Linked DNA regions of Homo sapiens: region 2 is linked to region 1. Evidence: chromatin loops called from intact Hi-C (ENCODE). Cell type or tissue: Calu3. All regions are shown on one strand. Region 1 overlaps AFF4 (ALF transcription elongation factor 4). Region 2 overlaps HSPA4 (heat shock protein family A (Hsp70) member 4).

The links. A loop is a pair of places that touch in the nucleus more often than their neighbours do. Peaks named below come from ENCODE experiments on the same cell type or tissue, not always from the same donor. Only the 100,000 strongest peaks of a DNase experiment are listed, where the experiment ranks them.
Region 2: a loop joins it to region 1, with 2.2 times the contacts of the local background. A loop is called at or near these places in 2 of 110 quality-filtered maps.

The regions. Positions count from the first base shown.
Region 1 is chr5:132,901,504-132,909,503 of GRCh38, reverse strand. AFF4 (ALF transcription elongation factor 4) reads left to right here. Exons shown (of 21, transcript NM_014423.4): 6 at 5,100-5,136; 7 at 7,017-7,062. Among named protein-coding and RNA genes, the nearest start is that of LEAP2, 32 kb to the right of the region's middle. In Calu3, no CTCF peak of the experiment used is centred here; no DNase peak of the experiment used is centred here.
Region 2 is chr5:133,060,477-133,068,476 of GRCh38, reverse strand. It overlaps HSPA4 (heat shock protein family A (Hsp70) member 4), which reads right to left. Exons shown (of 19, transcript NM_002154.4): 2 at 3,440-3,497; 3 at 920-1,060. Among named protein-coding and RNA genes, the nearest start is that of HSPA4, 12 kb to the right of the region's middle. In Calu3, no CTCF peak of the experiment used is centred here; a DNase peak (open chromatin) is centred at 4,216.

The sequences.
Region 1 (8,000 bases):
TCATAATGTATTTTTAAAAAATAATTAAACCCCCTTCTCTCTTCAGAGTAAAGATGATGTTGGCCTATTGTGGTGGCTCATGCCTGTAATCCCAGCACCTGGGGAGGCTGAGGCGGGTGGATCACCTGAGATCAGGAGTTCAAGACCAGCCTGGCCACCATGGCGGCCCCATCTCTACTAAAAATACAGAAATTAGCTGGGCGTGGTGGCATGCGCCTATAATCCCAGCTACTTGGGAGGCTGAGCTGGAGAGTCATTTGAGCCCAAGAGATGGAGGTTGCAGTGAGCAGAGATCATGCCATTGCACTCCAGCCTGAGCAACAAGTATGAAACATCCTACAGGAGTGTGAAACTCCATCTCAAAAAAAAAAAAAAAAAAAGATGATGTTTTAACAATGAATGAAGTAACCGCTTCCCTAAAAGATATGCTTGAGCGGCTGGGTGCGGTGCCTCATGCTTATAATCCCAGCACTTTGAGAGGCCAAGGTGGGTGGATCACGAGGTCAGGAGTTCGAGACCAGCGTGGCCAACACAGTGAAACCCTGTCTCTACTAAAAATATAAAAATTAACTGGGCGTGGTGGCAGGTGCCTGTAATCCCAGCTACTTGGAAGGCTGAGGCAGGAGAATCGCTTGAACCTGGGAGCTGGAGGTGGCAGAGAGCCGAAATCACACCACTGCACTCCAGTCTGGGTGACAGAGCTAGATTCCGTCTCAAAAAAAAAAAATATATATATATATATATATGTATATATATAGTGTATAGATTATATATGAGTGTGTGTGTATATACATATACATACATTCAAGCTAGGAAAATAACAATAATATTGTCATTGTTTATGTATTTTTAGTTTTTTGTTACCAAAAAACCACAGTTCTAATATGAATACTGTAAAGAGCTGAAAAAAAATTTCTAATCAGTGGTTTGAACCTATTTGCTAAAAATAATAAAATGCATCCTTCTAATTTATTTTTCTAAATGATTTACAACAAGGAACATGGAAATCTAATTCAACTTCAATAGAATTCTTTACATAATTAATGTATAGGACTGAAATTTTGTTACTGTGATTTAATAAGCATGGTATTTCTTCCATGAGTATAACTATATCTTTGTGGCATCCAGTGAAACCAGATATCAAAAATAAGTCCATCTTAGCGTCATACCTTTGAAGCATTATATTTTTGTGTGTAAGAAAGGTTTTGTTGTCATTCATAAATATATTTAAAAATTACTCTAAAAATGGTATTTAATTTTTGTTATGCTTTTGAAATTGCAGTATTTTAATCTTATACATAAGTAGTAATGCATATTCTATACATATTTTGGAGATACAAATGGAAAAATTTCTTAGTAATGGAGTATATGATTAAAAAAAAAAAAGCTGGAAGACAAACTTGTTTAAGCTGTAGTTATCTCCTACTGGTACTACTCCAGTAACCTCATTTTGTATCCTTAACTCCATTCTAGCTTTCTTAAAACTGTTCTCCACTTAGTAGGCGAGATGATCCTCACAATGTGCAGATGTAGTTGTGTAACTCTCCTACTTAATAAGCTGCACACACACAGGTCTTTAATATGGTCTATAAGTCTGTAAACTGTGTGATCTAGCATTTTAGGTCTTCAGTCTCATATCTCACCACTCTTCCACCTTTACTTTTTCCTCTCTGTGGGCTGCCTTTAAGTTCCTTGTACAAGCCATGCTCTTCCCTTTAAGCTGGACTTTACACATGTTTTCTCTCTCCCTATGGCACTTAGCCTATCTCTTCCTTTCCCAGTTTATTTCCTATATATCCTTCAAATTTCAATCTGAATGGCAGTTCCTCAGGGAAGCCTTTGCTCATCTTCCTGGCTAGATCATACACACACACACACATATGCACACATGCATACAAGCACACAGGTACACATGCATGCACAATTACAAACTCAATATAATTATGTGTATTTGCCCTTCATTGTGTTTATTACAGTTGCCATTTTACTTTGATTTGCGTGAGTACTTGCAAAGGTAGTAATTATTGACATTCAAATAGGTGTTAAGCTCCATGGGGGCAGGGCCCTTGTCAGTTTTTGCTTATCATTGTTTTCTCAGTACTTTGATACATGAGTAAGTGTGTTGCCAGAGAGTTTGGGTTTCATCCTTAGGAAAAAACAAAGAGTCATTGGGAAGTTCTATGAAAAATAGGAGAGCAGTGATGACGCATACTAAGACTTGGGCTGTAGAAGGGTAAACTTCTACAGGCTGTAGAAGGGAGGCTATAGCTGAGTAAAGGAGATAAACTAGAGCTAGGAAGATCCATTAGAAGGCCATTGTAGGTAAACAAGATGAAGACCTGAAGTCTTTCCGGTTCAGATGGTCTCGCCTTTGGTGGATGTTTAAGAGACAGAATCCAGTAGTATTTGTGGACCTGCTGACTATTGTCAGATATAAGACAAATAAATCAGATTATTTGGAATATGGGGCTATTAACTTTTAGGCCATTTACCAAGTAAATGAATATAAGACAATAAACAATTTGAGGGGGTAAAGGAATCTTCATTTTATTTTATTTTTATTATTTGTACAGATAGGATCTTGGTATGTTGCCCAGTCTGGTCTTGAACTCCTGGCCTCAAGCTATCCTCATTGCTTAGCCTCCCAAAGTATTGGGATTACCTGCATAAGCCACCACACCCATCCTGGAATCTTCATTTTAAACAAAAGTCACAAAAGTGACCTCTTGCCCACTGCTCTATATACAGTTTTTTAACAGCAGTACTGAGATGTGATTCACTTACCATGTAATTCACCTACTTCAAGTGTAGAGTTCAGTAGTTTTGAGTTTATTTATAAATCATCAACTCAAAAAGAAACTGTACCCTTTAGCTGTTATCCCTCTTTCCCTCTACCTTCCTAGCCTTAAGCAACCACTAATCTACTCTATCTCTATAGATCTCTCTGTTCTAAACATTTTATATAAATAGTATAATGTAGTATGTGGTCTTTTGTGACTATATTCTTTCACTTAACATTATGTTTTTAAGATTCATCTAAGTTGTAGCATGTAACAGTACTTCATTCCTTTTTATGGCCAAATAATATTCCAGTGTATAAGTATATATCACATTTTGTTTATACATTCATCAGCTGATGGACATTTGAGTTGTTTCCACTTTTTGGCTGTTATGAATAATATTGCTATAAACACTTATGTAGAAGTGTTTGTGTGGACATATGTTTACATTTTGTTTGGTTGTGTACCTAAGAGTGGAATGGCTGGGTCATGTGGTAACTCTGTGTTTACTTATTTGAGGAACTGCCAGAATGTTTCCAAAGCAGCTGTACCATTTCGCATTCTTACCAGGGTTCTGATTTCTTCACATACTTGTCAACACTTGTTACATCTGTCTTTTTGATTCTAGTCATCCTAGTGGTTGAGAAGTGGTATCTCATTGTAGATTTGTATTTCCGTGATGACAGGTGTGAGAAATCTTTTCATCTGCTTATTGGCCATTTATATGTCTTCCTTGGGTAAATGTTTATTCAGGCCCTTTTCCTGTTTTTTAATTGGCTTGTCTTGTTATTGAATTGTAAGAGCTCTTTGTAGTATATTGTGGATACCAGCCCCTTATCAGATACATCATTTGCAAATATTTTCTCCTATTCTGTGAGTTGTCTTTTCACTTTTTTGATAACAATCTTTGAAGCACAGAAGTTCTTAATTTTGATTAAGTCAAGTTTATCTTGCCAAATCCCAGGTCATTTAGATTTGGCATTGTGTTTTTTTCTAAAGATTTTATAGCTCTAGCTTTTACATTTATAGGTCTTTGATCCTTCTTGAGTTTTTTGTTTTGTTTTGTTTTGTTTTTAATATGATGTGATATAAAGGCCCAGCTTTATTTTGCCCATGGATATTCAGTTTGTCCAGCACCGTTGTTAAAAAGACTATTCTTTCCCATATAATGGTCTTGGCATCCTCTTGGAAAATCAGTTGAGTGTAGAAATAGGTTTTTAATGTTTTTTAACCGCAAAACTATATTTTAGCTTTCTAACTATTTGGATTGTTCTTTCACAGACAATTCTGTAACTAAAGGAAGATTATGCTTATTTTTAAGTAAGCTTTTAGGAATATTTGTATAATTTTAGTGCTACATCTTGTATCCAGATTTAATTTTGAGAAATGCATAGTTTGCACATATGGAACAGCTGTTCTGGTCATGAAAATTGAGTTTGGAAAGCCATGTTTCACTAAGGGTGACATTCTGGCTTCTTTCTATTGGTGCTTCCTGAGTGCTGGACACTATGCTGTTATAGGGCTTACATGGAAGTAAATGACCATCTCTTCCTCACGTTGCTAATGTATATAAAATATTGGGAGCAGGGAGAAGGAGGGAGTAAAATGACATGGAAATATCCATATGGGATTTTTTTAGTCCATAAAAGTGGTATACTTTTTTTTTTTTTTTTTTGAGATGGAGTCTCGCCCTGTTGCCAGGCTGGAGTGCAGTGGCGCGATCTCGGCTCACTGCAACCTCCGCCTCCCAGGGTTCAAGTGATTCTCCTGCCTCAGCCTCCCGAGTAGCTGGGACTACAGGTGCACGCCACCACGCCCAACTAATTTTTGTATTTTTCGTAGAGACGGGGTTTCACCATGTTGGCCAGGATGGTCTTGATCTCCTGACCTCATGATCCGCCAGCCTCGGCCTCCCAAAAAAGTGGTATACTTCTAATGGATAAAGGTTATACAGCTATCTTCACCTGGTACACTGTCTTCGGTATTACCTTTAGTTTTAAATGAAGTGTTTTCTTAAGACCAAGAATTTTAAATTGAAATTAGTTATTTTATAAAGGGCTCTAAATAAGGATATGACTACAATGGATGCTGCTGAAAGAATTGAATGATAAAGATTATTAGGTGGCTTAATGCTTTTTGTATTAATCTCTGGGAAAGTCCATTATTGATCCCAAAATTGCCAAGGCTGATCAGACAGGATCATTACATTCTTTCTGTGCTTTTTCAAGTACTTGAAGTGTTTTTATGTAATTTAAGCATTTTTCACTAATCTTTCTTTTTTAGTGTAACTTTGTATAATTTTATGTTCCTTTTTCTTAGGAGTCTCAGCAGTCCAATTTTGGCACTGGAGAACAAAGTGAGTATTTCTTTCCCTCTTTGTTTTCAAATTAAGCTATTTATTGAACATTCAGTTTTCATGGTCACACCATATATAACTTTAGTAATACCTTTACATGTCATATCCTTTTTCATTTTTGTTTTCTTTTTTTTTTTTTCTGGAGTGTAGTGGTGTGGTCGTAGCTCACTGCAGCCTCGATCTCCAGGGCTCAAGTGATCCTCCTGCCTCAGCCTACTGAGTAGCTGGGACTGTGGGCACATGCCACTATGCCTGGCTGATTTTTTAAATTTTTAGTAGAGATAGGGTCTCACTATGTTGCACAGGCTGGTCTCGAACTCCTGAGCTCAAGTGATCCACCTGCCTCGCCTCCCAAAGTGTTGGGATTACTGGTGTGAGCCACCATGCCCTCGTATCCTAATTTTTATGATCTAATGGGTAGTAGTGGGTTGAGCTGAAAAATTGTTATGCTTTAAAAAATTCAAGAACTGTAAGTCATTGGAGATCAAAATACACTACTTTTATTAAGCATTTGAACTAATAGTTCATGAATACAATTTGATGGGCACCTCGTAAACTCAAGAGTTATTCTTCTTTCTTTTAACTTACTTCATGAAGATACTTGGCTCTATGATGATAAAACTCCGCACAAGAAGGGTCATTTTATTTAGCTGACCATGGCCCTTTTCTTCTTATATTTGTACAGTCCCTGTTTTTTCTTCCTTGGTTTTCTGATCTGGGTAGAAAATCTGCTGCCTGCTATACCCTCACCTTTACCCTTACTCTCTTGGCCTGTCAGAAGAATTCTAGGGAAGATAGTCTTATGGTCCCAAGAGATTGTGGTTGTGTAGATTGAGAGTGGTAAGATCAGGAACCAATGCAAATGTCTGGGCTTTACCGTATACCTCTGTAACAAAACAGGTATTCTTTTTGCCAAGAGCAGTAACTTCTTAATTAAGGTAGATTTGTACTAGTCATAAGGTATTTTGGAAATGAAAATGTGGAACTTTTTGATCCTTAGTTTATCTTCAGTGATCTTAATGCAGGGATAAAACTAGAAGAATACCTCTTTTGATGTTATGCTTTCTTTATCTGTCTATCAATTTCTTAGTTCCACCTTAAAGGCCGTAGCTTACAGGAAAAAGGGATTTGACATTGTTAATTATGCAGAAAATGTTAAAATGCAGAAAATAGCTAACTATAGGCCAGAGAATTTACATTTTCTCTCTTCTTTTTGTTTCCTTTTTTTTCTCAGCTTGTTTTCCCTAGTCGTCATCTTTTAAGAATGCTTCATCCTTCTACTCTTCTCTCATTCTCTTTTCTGAAAGCTGTTCACAAATGGGATCATAAGCTGCCTCTACTCATTATTTGTGTTTTTCACTTTGTTTTAGAGCTATTTCTATATCAGCATAAAGCTCTAGCTCATTGTTTAACCTTAAAATTATGTTATAATATGAAAATATCTTAATTTATTTCACTAGTCCCCTATCGATGGACATTTTTTTCCAGTTTTTGCCATTACAAACCAGGCTATAATAAACATTCCCAAGTGTGTGCTTGTGTGTTCGTGTATTCCTCAAGATTATACCTGTAATGTAAATTCCTTTCATTGGAATTATTAAGTCACTTAGCAATATAATTACAGTACTGAGAAGGTATTACCAGATTGCCCTTCAAGAAGATCGTATGAGTTTATAGTCCTACCAGCAACATATGCACATGCTTATTTCCCCTGTAGTCACCAGTATCTCATATTATTGGGCTTGAAGGTGTTACCAGTTTGGTGGTTGAAGAATTATATTTCATTGTTTGATTTACATTTATTTGAGGGTATTTTACATAGACATTTTACAGTCTAAATAGCCATCCTTTAGTTGCTCACTTCATTCTTTTTGTTCCAGAAAGATATAATCCTTCTAAAACTTCAAATGGGCACCAGTCTAAATCGTAAGTTTATTGCTTAATGAGTTTAATATTTATCATTTTTGCTAAAAGTTACCTGTAATATCTAGGTATTTTGAACAGTATTTAGAAATATTGAGGCTGGGCAGGGTGGCTGACACCTGTAATCCTAGCACTTTGGGAGGCCAAGGCAGGCAGATCACGTGAGGTCAGGAGTTCGAGACCAGCCTGGCCAACGTGGTGAAACCCCTTCTCTACTAAAAATAAAAAAATTAGCCAGGCGTGGTGGCGAGCGCCTGTAATCCCAGCTACTTGGAAGGCTGAGGCAGGAGAATTACTTGAACCTGGGAGGTGGAGGTTGTAGGGAGCCGAGATCGTGCCACTTCACTCCAGCCTGGGCCACAGAGCGAGACTTGATCTCAGAAAAATTAAAAAATAAAAGAAATATTTAAGGCATGAGCATGCAAATTTTTATGTAAAGGGTCAGATAGTGAAATATTTAGGCTTTCAGAGCCACATAGTCTGTGTTTTGACTGCTCAGCTCTGCCATCTGTAGTATGAAAGCAGCTGTAGACCCTAAGTGTGGCAGTATTCCAGCCACACTCTTTAAAACAATGTGGTAGGTTGGATTTGGCTTGTGGGCCACAGTTTGCCCACCTTTGCTCTGAGATCATGGTTTTTTCTCATCTGAGAGTTGTATGTGTATGTTTTTGTGTGTATATTCCTAATTTATATTTAATAAGTCATAAAATAAAGACAGGATTCTTCTTTAGGCCAAGCCCTTCATTTAACCACTAGATTAAGTAACATACATAGTTTGTACTGTCTTTAAGTTTTCTTATTTTTATTTTGTTGGTAGAAGCAGGAATATATATAAAAATGTAACAGGGTAATGTATTGGATGAAAATAAATTCCAACTTAAAGAATGAACTCCTGAACTCCTGAGACCACAAGTTAACTCAGTGATTAAAGCAAAGTTCTA
Region 2 (8,000 bases), 160 kb before region 1:
CGTAATCTCACCTGCCTGGAAAGCCAATCACGCCCCCACCCCCCCTCATGGATTCCTCTTACTACCTCTGAGTGCAAGAAAGGCAAATGTGTCCACCCTATCCATCTCCCAGCCTCTTACCCTTTTTCTGTGATCAGTTCACTGCATACTTCACAGAGACTCCACTAGATGTACCAGAGATAAAGACCAAACTCACTTTTCCCCAAAAGAACATCTCTTTCTAAATTAAATCCTATCTCCAAGAGTATGTCCATCTATCTGCTAGTGACTTAAAACTGTGATTCCTACCAGGTGCGGTGGCTCACGCCTGTAATCCCAGCACTTTGGGAGGCTGAGGCAGGGGAATCACAAGGTCAGGAGTTCGAGACCAACCTGGCCAACACAGTGAAACCCCGTCTCTACTAAAGATGCAAAAAACTACCCAGGCATGGTGGCACGTGCCTGTAATCCCAGCTACTTGGTAGGCTGAGGCAGGAGAATCGCTGGAACCCAGGAGGCAGAGGTGGCAGTGAGCCAAGATCACACCATTGCCCACCAGCCTGGGTGACAAGGCGAGAGTCCATCTCAAAAAAAAAAAAAAAAAACTGTGATTGCTTTGCCTGCTCTTCCAGAAGTCATTCCCTAAAATCATGCTAAAAAGCCCACTGCATCAGTGAGCAAAACAAGCAGCAATGGCAGTATTAACTTCAAACCATCACTACCCAGGTCTCCAACCCATATTAAGAGCACCACTCATGGCTCCCAACCAACATCCAGATCATTCAAAAATTGTCAAATAGTCTTTACTAGAAAAAAGCTTTCCCTAAGCAACTGTAAGCATTTTCATTGCAATCTGACATCAGAAAAGTACAGATAGATATTGAACTGATAAAATATAATAATGCATTTTAATTAAAAGGCATTAACCTGACAACCTTACCTTTATACCTGTTAATCCTGTAGGCAACTGCACAATATCATATGCAAGGTTAGATTTTTCTGCCTCCACAAATGGATCAGAGAATGCTCGGCCATGGAATCTTTTAAATCCTTGGACTGTGTTCTTTGCATTAGAAATTACCTAAGAGAAAGAATATCAAAGAGTGGAAAGACTACTACTAATTTTTTTTTTATTTCAACAGCCTCAGATTAAATTAGCAACATTTTAACTTTATATAGAGTCTCCTTCTTGGTTTTGGTTTCTTCAGACCCTAAACTTTTCTAAATGGTGCCCACTAGCATGCGAAGTGAGGGAGGAGGGATTTGCATGGGTCTCAGAGTGGCAGGGCTAAAAATAGAGCCCTGCTCTTCCTATATCCCATGAAGTCAGGTCATTATACTTGCATAAGTATTTTCTGTTCTTAAACTTCTAATAAACATTTACATAAAATAACTTTTAGCCTTTAAAAATTGCCCATAGTTTATGGTTGAAAGTTTCCAGGAACCAACTCAGCAATACATAAATTGATTTAGAAATTCTAGTTAAGGCCGGGTGTCATGGCTCACGCCTGTAATCCCAGCACTTTGAAAGAAGCCAGGGCCTCATTTGAGGTCAGGAGCTCGAGACCAGCCTGACCAACATGGTGAAACGCTGTCTCTACTAAAAATACAAAAAATTAGCCAGGCATGGTGGTGCGCACCTGTAACCCCAGCTACTCAGGAGGCTGAGGCATGAGAATCATTTGAACCTGGGAGGTGGAGGTTGCGCTGACAGGGCCACTGCACTCTCAAAAACTGCACTCTCAAAAAAAAAAAAAAAAAGAAAAAAGAAAAGAAAAAAAATTCCAGTGAAACAAATTTCTCATAAAGGGGAAAAAAAAAATCATACTAAGTACACAAAAATGAACACAAAAGGATATTGGGAGAGTATTATTTGTAGTAGCAGACGCCTAGAAACAGCCTAAATGGTTAATAACAGGGAAATGCTTAAATTATGGGCTATTCATACAATGAAATATCAACAGGTAAAGTTTTCAGAAGGTGGTAAGACAAATGTCTATATGATTTTTGGATAATGGTTGAACAGGTGACTTACACTTTTTTATCTATGTTTTCTAATTCTTCTAGAATAAACTATCACAATTTATGAGGGGAAAATGCTGACAAAAATATTCAAAAAATTCCAGAATGACCTTCTGCTTAAGATTTACAGGCTGCTCCTCCCAATGCAGGAGATGTAGTAAGCTCCTGTATCAACTAGATGAAAGGGAACACACAGAAGTCCTTTTATGAAACAGATGAGGCCACCCAAATCATGCCTTCCTCGAGCAAGCTGCCAAACAGAAACTCTGTAACACAATAACTGTATCAACCTAGAACTGGGCAGCCAGTTTAGTATAGTAACTGTCTCTCAATCATGAAAAGCAGGTTTAAAAAACAGGAGCGATTTGCTCAAATTTTAGAAGGAAGAGATTTCAAAATGGCCCAATATTTTCTACCTGCTGTCTCCTAAAAGATCTCGAACACTGTGAAAATGAACTATAAAACATCCAACTTAATTAAAAACCAATTGGCCAAGCACCACTTTTTTAGGCTAATAAATTTTAGGCCCTGCCCCATTCAAAAACAGATTCACCCTATAGGGTTGCTCCAGGCTGAACCATAAGAAGGTCAAACATGCAACTCCTTAATTTTACAGATATCTCAGACACTTAGAATAACAGAACTCTTGGGGTTCTGCTGCTCTGGTTATTCAGAAACCAGCAACTACGTCAGGTTCCTGGTTTACAGAGTAAACTAAAAGCAAGTCCTTTAATGTATTTCTAGAGGTATGCTTTCCTTCCTTGAGAAACTTGTTTAACAAGATCAACACTTACCTTATATATGAGTAAGATGAAAGGCCCAACAAGACAGACTTAAGGAGCATGTAAAATATCAAGGAACAAGCAAGCCTTGCTTAACAAGATCTGGACAAAATACACCCTGGCAGTTTGCATTAAACAGATTATACTGCTAATGCTATTTTAAGGCCAGGTGCTTCTCACTGAAGCAGTGGTTCCTGGGTATCTGCAGGGGACTGATTCCAGGGCACTCCTTGAATTAGACCAAAATCCACAGATGCTCAAGTCCCTTAGACAAAATGACATAGTATTGGCCTATAACCTATGCACATCCTCCTGTATACCTGAAGTTGTCTCTAGATTACTTATAACACCTAATACAATGTAAATGCTATGTAAGTAGTTGTTACACTGGATTGTTTTCATTTGTATTTTTTATTGTTCCAGTGTTGTATTTTTTCCCAAAAATATTTTTGATCCACAGTTGTTTGAATCTACAGATGCAGAACCCATGGAATTCTGAGGGCTGACTGTACATGGGAACAGAGAAGAGGTCTGTATCTGCCAGTTGTATTCCCAAGGCCTACCAGTGTTAGGCACATAATGGGCATTCAACTACTTGCTGAACACATGGATGAAGAGGAGAAATAAGTCATTTTAGGAAAAAAATGAAACTTTACCTGGCTTTTAGCTGCTGCTCCAATTGAACGATTCTTAGGACCAAAAGAAATGCAAGCCCTAGAAGACAAAAAAAGCACTTAAGAATTAAATCTTACTACAATAATAAATCCAAAAGCATAGCAGGCAAGATCTGAGTATCAGCTAAAATGCCATATATTTTAATGGTACAAATCTATGATTTTGACCTTTCTATTGAGTAAATCTGTCCATGGAACAGGTTGCCTCTTACAACTGAGTCCTGTCATTTACATGCTGGAGCACAGATCTGATGTGATAACTACCTGTCTAGAATACTAGAGAGGTGGGCTAGACAGTCTCTACCATCCTCTAATTACTTTTCAAGTCTCCTGTTCAAAATCCCAGTATAAAATAATGTACCCTCACATCAATGTATCAATTAACATTTTTAAGACAGCTCACAACTTCACCAAGAATATAGTCTACAAACCCTGAAAACAACTCTCGCCCTATTAAATAAGTAAAAAAGTAATTTTTCTACAACTAGTTTCCAGGCACTCAATTTTTTTTTTTTTCCAAGAGTCTCACTCTGTTGCCTAGGCAGGACTGCAGTGGCCCTATCTCAGCTCACTGCAACCTCCGCCTCCCAGGTTCAAGTGATTTTCATGCCTCAGCCTCCCAAGTAGCTGGGATTACAGGCATGCACCATCACGCCCAGCTAATTTTTGTATTTTTAGTAGAGATGGAGTTTCACCATGTTGGTCAGGCTGGTATCGAACTCCTGACCTCAGATGATTCACCCACCTTGGACTCCCAAAATGCTGACGTTATAGGCGTGAGCCACCGCACCTGGCCAGGACTCAGAATTTCTGACAAGGAACTTTAACCCCACTTCTGAACATTCTTCTAAATCACCAATTCATACACAATCTCCTGATTTAATCCATTTACTGCTTCTTTTAGAAAGGCGAAACTGAAACCTGCTTGAAGGTTAAATAAAAACTCTGTGCTTACGCTTAAAAAGTGCAGTGGCTCACGCCTGTAATCCCAGCACTTTGGCGGGCTGAGGCAGGCGGATCACCTGAGGTCAGGAGTTCGAGACTAGCCAGGCCAACATGGTGAAACCCTGTCCCTACTAAAAATACAAAAAGTAGCTGGGCGTGGTGGCATGTGCCTGTAATCCCACCTACTCAAGAGGCTGAGGCAGGAGAATTGCTTGAACCAAGGAGTCGGAGGTTGCAGTGAGCCGAGATTGTGCCACTGCACTCCAGCCTGGCAACAGAGCAAGACCCTATCTCAAAAACAAAACAAACAAAAAAGGGCATTAATAAGTATAAGTAAATTTTGGCCGAGCGTGGTGGCTCATGCCTGTAATTCCAGCACTTTGGGGGGCCGAGGCGGGCAGATCACCTGAGGTCTGGAGTTCGAGACCAGCCACGCCCACATGATCAAACCCCGTCTCTACTAAAAATACAAAAAAATTAGCTGGGCATGGTGGCGGGCGCCTATAATCCCAGCTACTCAGGAGGCTGAGGCAGGAGAATCACTTGAACCTGGGAGACGGAGGTTGCAGTGAGCCAAGATCGCACCACTGCACTCCAGCCTGGGCAACAACAGCGAGACTCCGTCTCAAAAACAAAACAAAAAAAAGAGTAAATTTGGCTGGGCGCAGTGGCTCAAGCCTGTAATCCCAACGTTTTGGGAGGCCAAAGCAAGTGGATCATTTGAGTACAGGAATTCAAGACCAGCCTGGGCAGCATGGCGAAACCCTGTCTCTATAAAAAAAAAATACAAAAAAATTAGCTGGGCATGGTGGTGAGCACCTGTAATCCCAGCTATGGGGCAGTCACGGGGTGGGGGTGGCTGAGGCAGGAGGATCACCTGAACCCAGGAGCCTGAGGCTGCAGTAAGCTGTGATCATGCTATTGCACTCCAGCCTGGGGAAGAGAGCAAGCAAGACCCTGCCTTAAAAAAAAAAGATAGTAAATAAATTTATCCAGGGTCATGCAACCTGAAAGCAATGAAGTCAGGACTCTAGGTGATGTCTGAAGCTTTGACTCTCATCCTCCCTGAACTCCTAATTCTTCCAAGTCAACAGAGTAAATAAGAGCTCTGGAACCATACTGCCTTGGTCCAAATCTGACTAAATTAGATGAACTACTGATTTGGTAGAAACATAAACTTAAGAGCCCTGTGGAAACTGGCAGAATGCTGGGCCTCCCTGGGCTTCAGTGGTCCTTCACAACCAATGGCTAAGAACCCCTGTAAGCCAATCTCCCAGGGCAGCCACAGGAAGCCATGACTTCTATTAAATGACAGGAAGAACAAACATGGTACACCCTAGGACCTCATCAGAATTCCTCCAAATCCTAAGCTTTTGGGCCTAGAAAGTGCTGGGAGTAGCCCCTCAAAAGCAAAGGTGTCAAGCTCAGCCTTTCTGCAACTATGCCACCAATCACTAAAACAAATAAAATCTCTGTTTTAGACACTAGATGCAAATAAATAAAAAAAAATCCTCACTACCACGTAAATGTCTCTCCTCTCAAAGCCCATATTACCCTTTAGGAAATTGCCCAAGGCAATCTTACCCACTTCCTCCACCTCAAAAAGGCTGCCTAGCATAAGCCTAATAATTGGCACACCTCCATCTTTCTAAATACCACCAGATCTAAATTTCTAAGGTATATCCCACCATGACCCCAATCACAACATAACTAAAAGGCAATGTTACTCATCTTCCATTGTTTCCTGCAGCCCTTTTTCAAACCTTTATCTCCTCAAAATAATTACAATCCCCAACTTTCCTGCAAATCCTGCTGAAGGGTTAATTTCCTATTCTATGTCAGTAACTCTGAAACTGTCTTGCTTCTAATTACCTTCCAAACAAAACCAACTACCAACAAATAAAACCTATATTCCTTAATATGGAACCTAAGGCCTCTCCCAACCCAATCCCATTTTCCAGCTGTATTTCATCCACACAATCAACACAAGTTGAATAAAGTATCCCAATCTTCCTGCTTTGCTTATGTCACTTTTGACGTCTGAAATGCTTAGTACCTTCACGTATTCTCTAGAAATTCCACCTATTTTGTCTGTAAAGCCTTCTCAACCCACCCCAGCCCCCAAATAAAAAGTAATCGTTTACCGGGCACGGTGGCTCACGTCTGTAATCCCAGCACTTAGGGAGGCCAAGGCAGGCAGATCACCTGAGGTCAGGAGTTCAAGATCAGCCTGGCCAACATGGCGAAACTCTGTCTCTACTAAAAATACAAAACAAAAAACAAAAAAATTAGCCAGGCGTGGTGGCACACGCCTGTAGTCCCAGCTACTCGGGAGGCTGAGGCACCAGAATCGCTTGAACCCAGGATGTGGAGGTTGTAGTGAGCCAAGATCACGCCACTGCACTCCAGCCTGGGCAAGAGAGCAAGACTCAGTCGGGTGGTGGGGAGGGGTGGTAATCCTTTTTACCTCTTAAAACTGGACTTGGTTTAATTTCTACTTAACACCAACCACAAACCGAATTACATTATCAATACTAACACATTTATTTCCCTTGCTAAAACAATGTTTTATAAGCCGTAAGTCACAACCCATGTGTGGGTCTAAAATCAATCAGGGGTTGGAAGAAGTCATGAACAGCAACTTAGAAAACACGGCCGGGCGCGGTGGCTCACACCTGTAATCCCAGCACTTTGGGAGGCCAAGGCGGGTGGATCACGAGATCAAGAAATCGAGACCATCCTGGCTAACACAGTGAAACCCCATCTCTACTAAAAATACAAAAAATTAGCCAGGCATGGTGGCGGGCGCCTGTAGTCCCAGCTACTTGGGAGGCTGAGGCAGGAGAATGGCGTGAACCCAGCAGGTGGAGCTTGCAGTGAGGAGAGATCACGTCACTGCACTCCAGCCTGGGTGACAGGGCAAGACTCCGTCTCAAAAAAAAAAAAAAAGAAAAGAAAACACATGTATGCACTGCATGTGAAAGTACTGTTGTTTAATGAAGCTTTTCAGTTGTGTGTGTGCACGTACCAAGTCTTAATGAAAAATGTAAAATCTGAGGTCTTCAGTTACAGATACATGCTGTCTAATGAAGTAGCCACTAGCCACATGTGGCTATTTAAATTTAAATTATTTAAAATTAAATAAAATTTAAAACTCAGTTCTTGCAGTCAAGGTTGCAGTGAGCTAAAATCATGCCACTACACTCCACCCTGAGTGACAGAGCGAGACCTTGTCTCAAAAAAAAAAAAAAAAAAAAAGTCCTGTTTCACCTACTGGAACTGAAATCTAGTCAGCTACCTTTAAAATTATCTATTGATGTGGGATTTTAAAAAAAAGTCCTACTTCCATTAAAAAACGACAACTGAAAACAGAATATGATCAATTTGCTGAATTGGGTCAGTATGTAAAACAGCACCAGGCGCGCTGGCTCAGGCCTGTAATCCCAACACTTTGAGAGGCCGAGGTGGGCAGATCATCTGAGGTCAGGAGTTTGAGACCAGCCTGGACAACACGGTGAAACCCGTCTCTACTAAAAATACAAAAATTAGCCAGGCATGGTGGCACGCGCCTGTAATCCCAGCTACTCAGGGGGCTGAG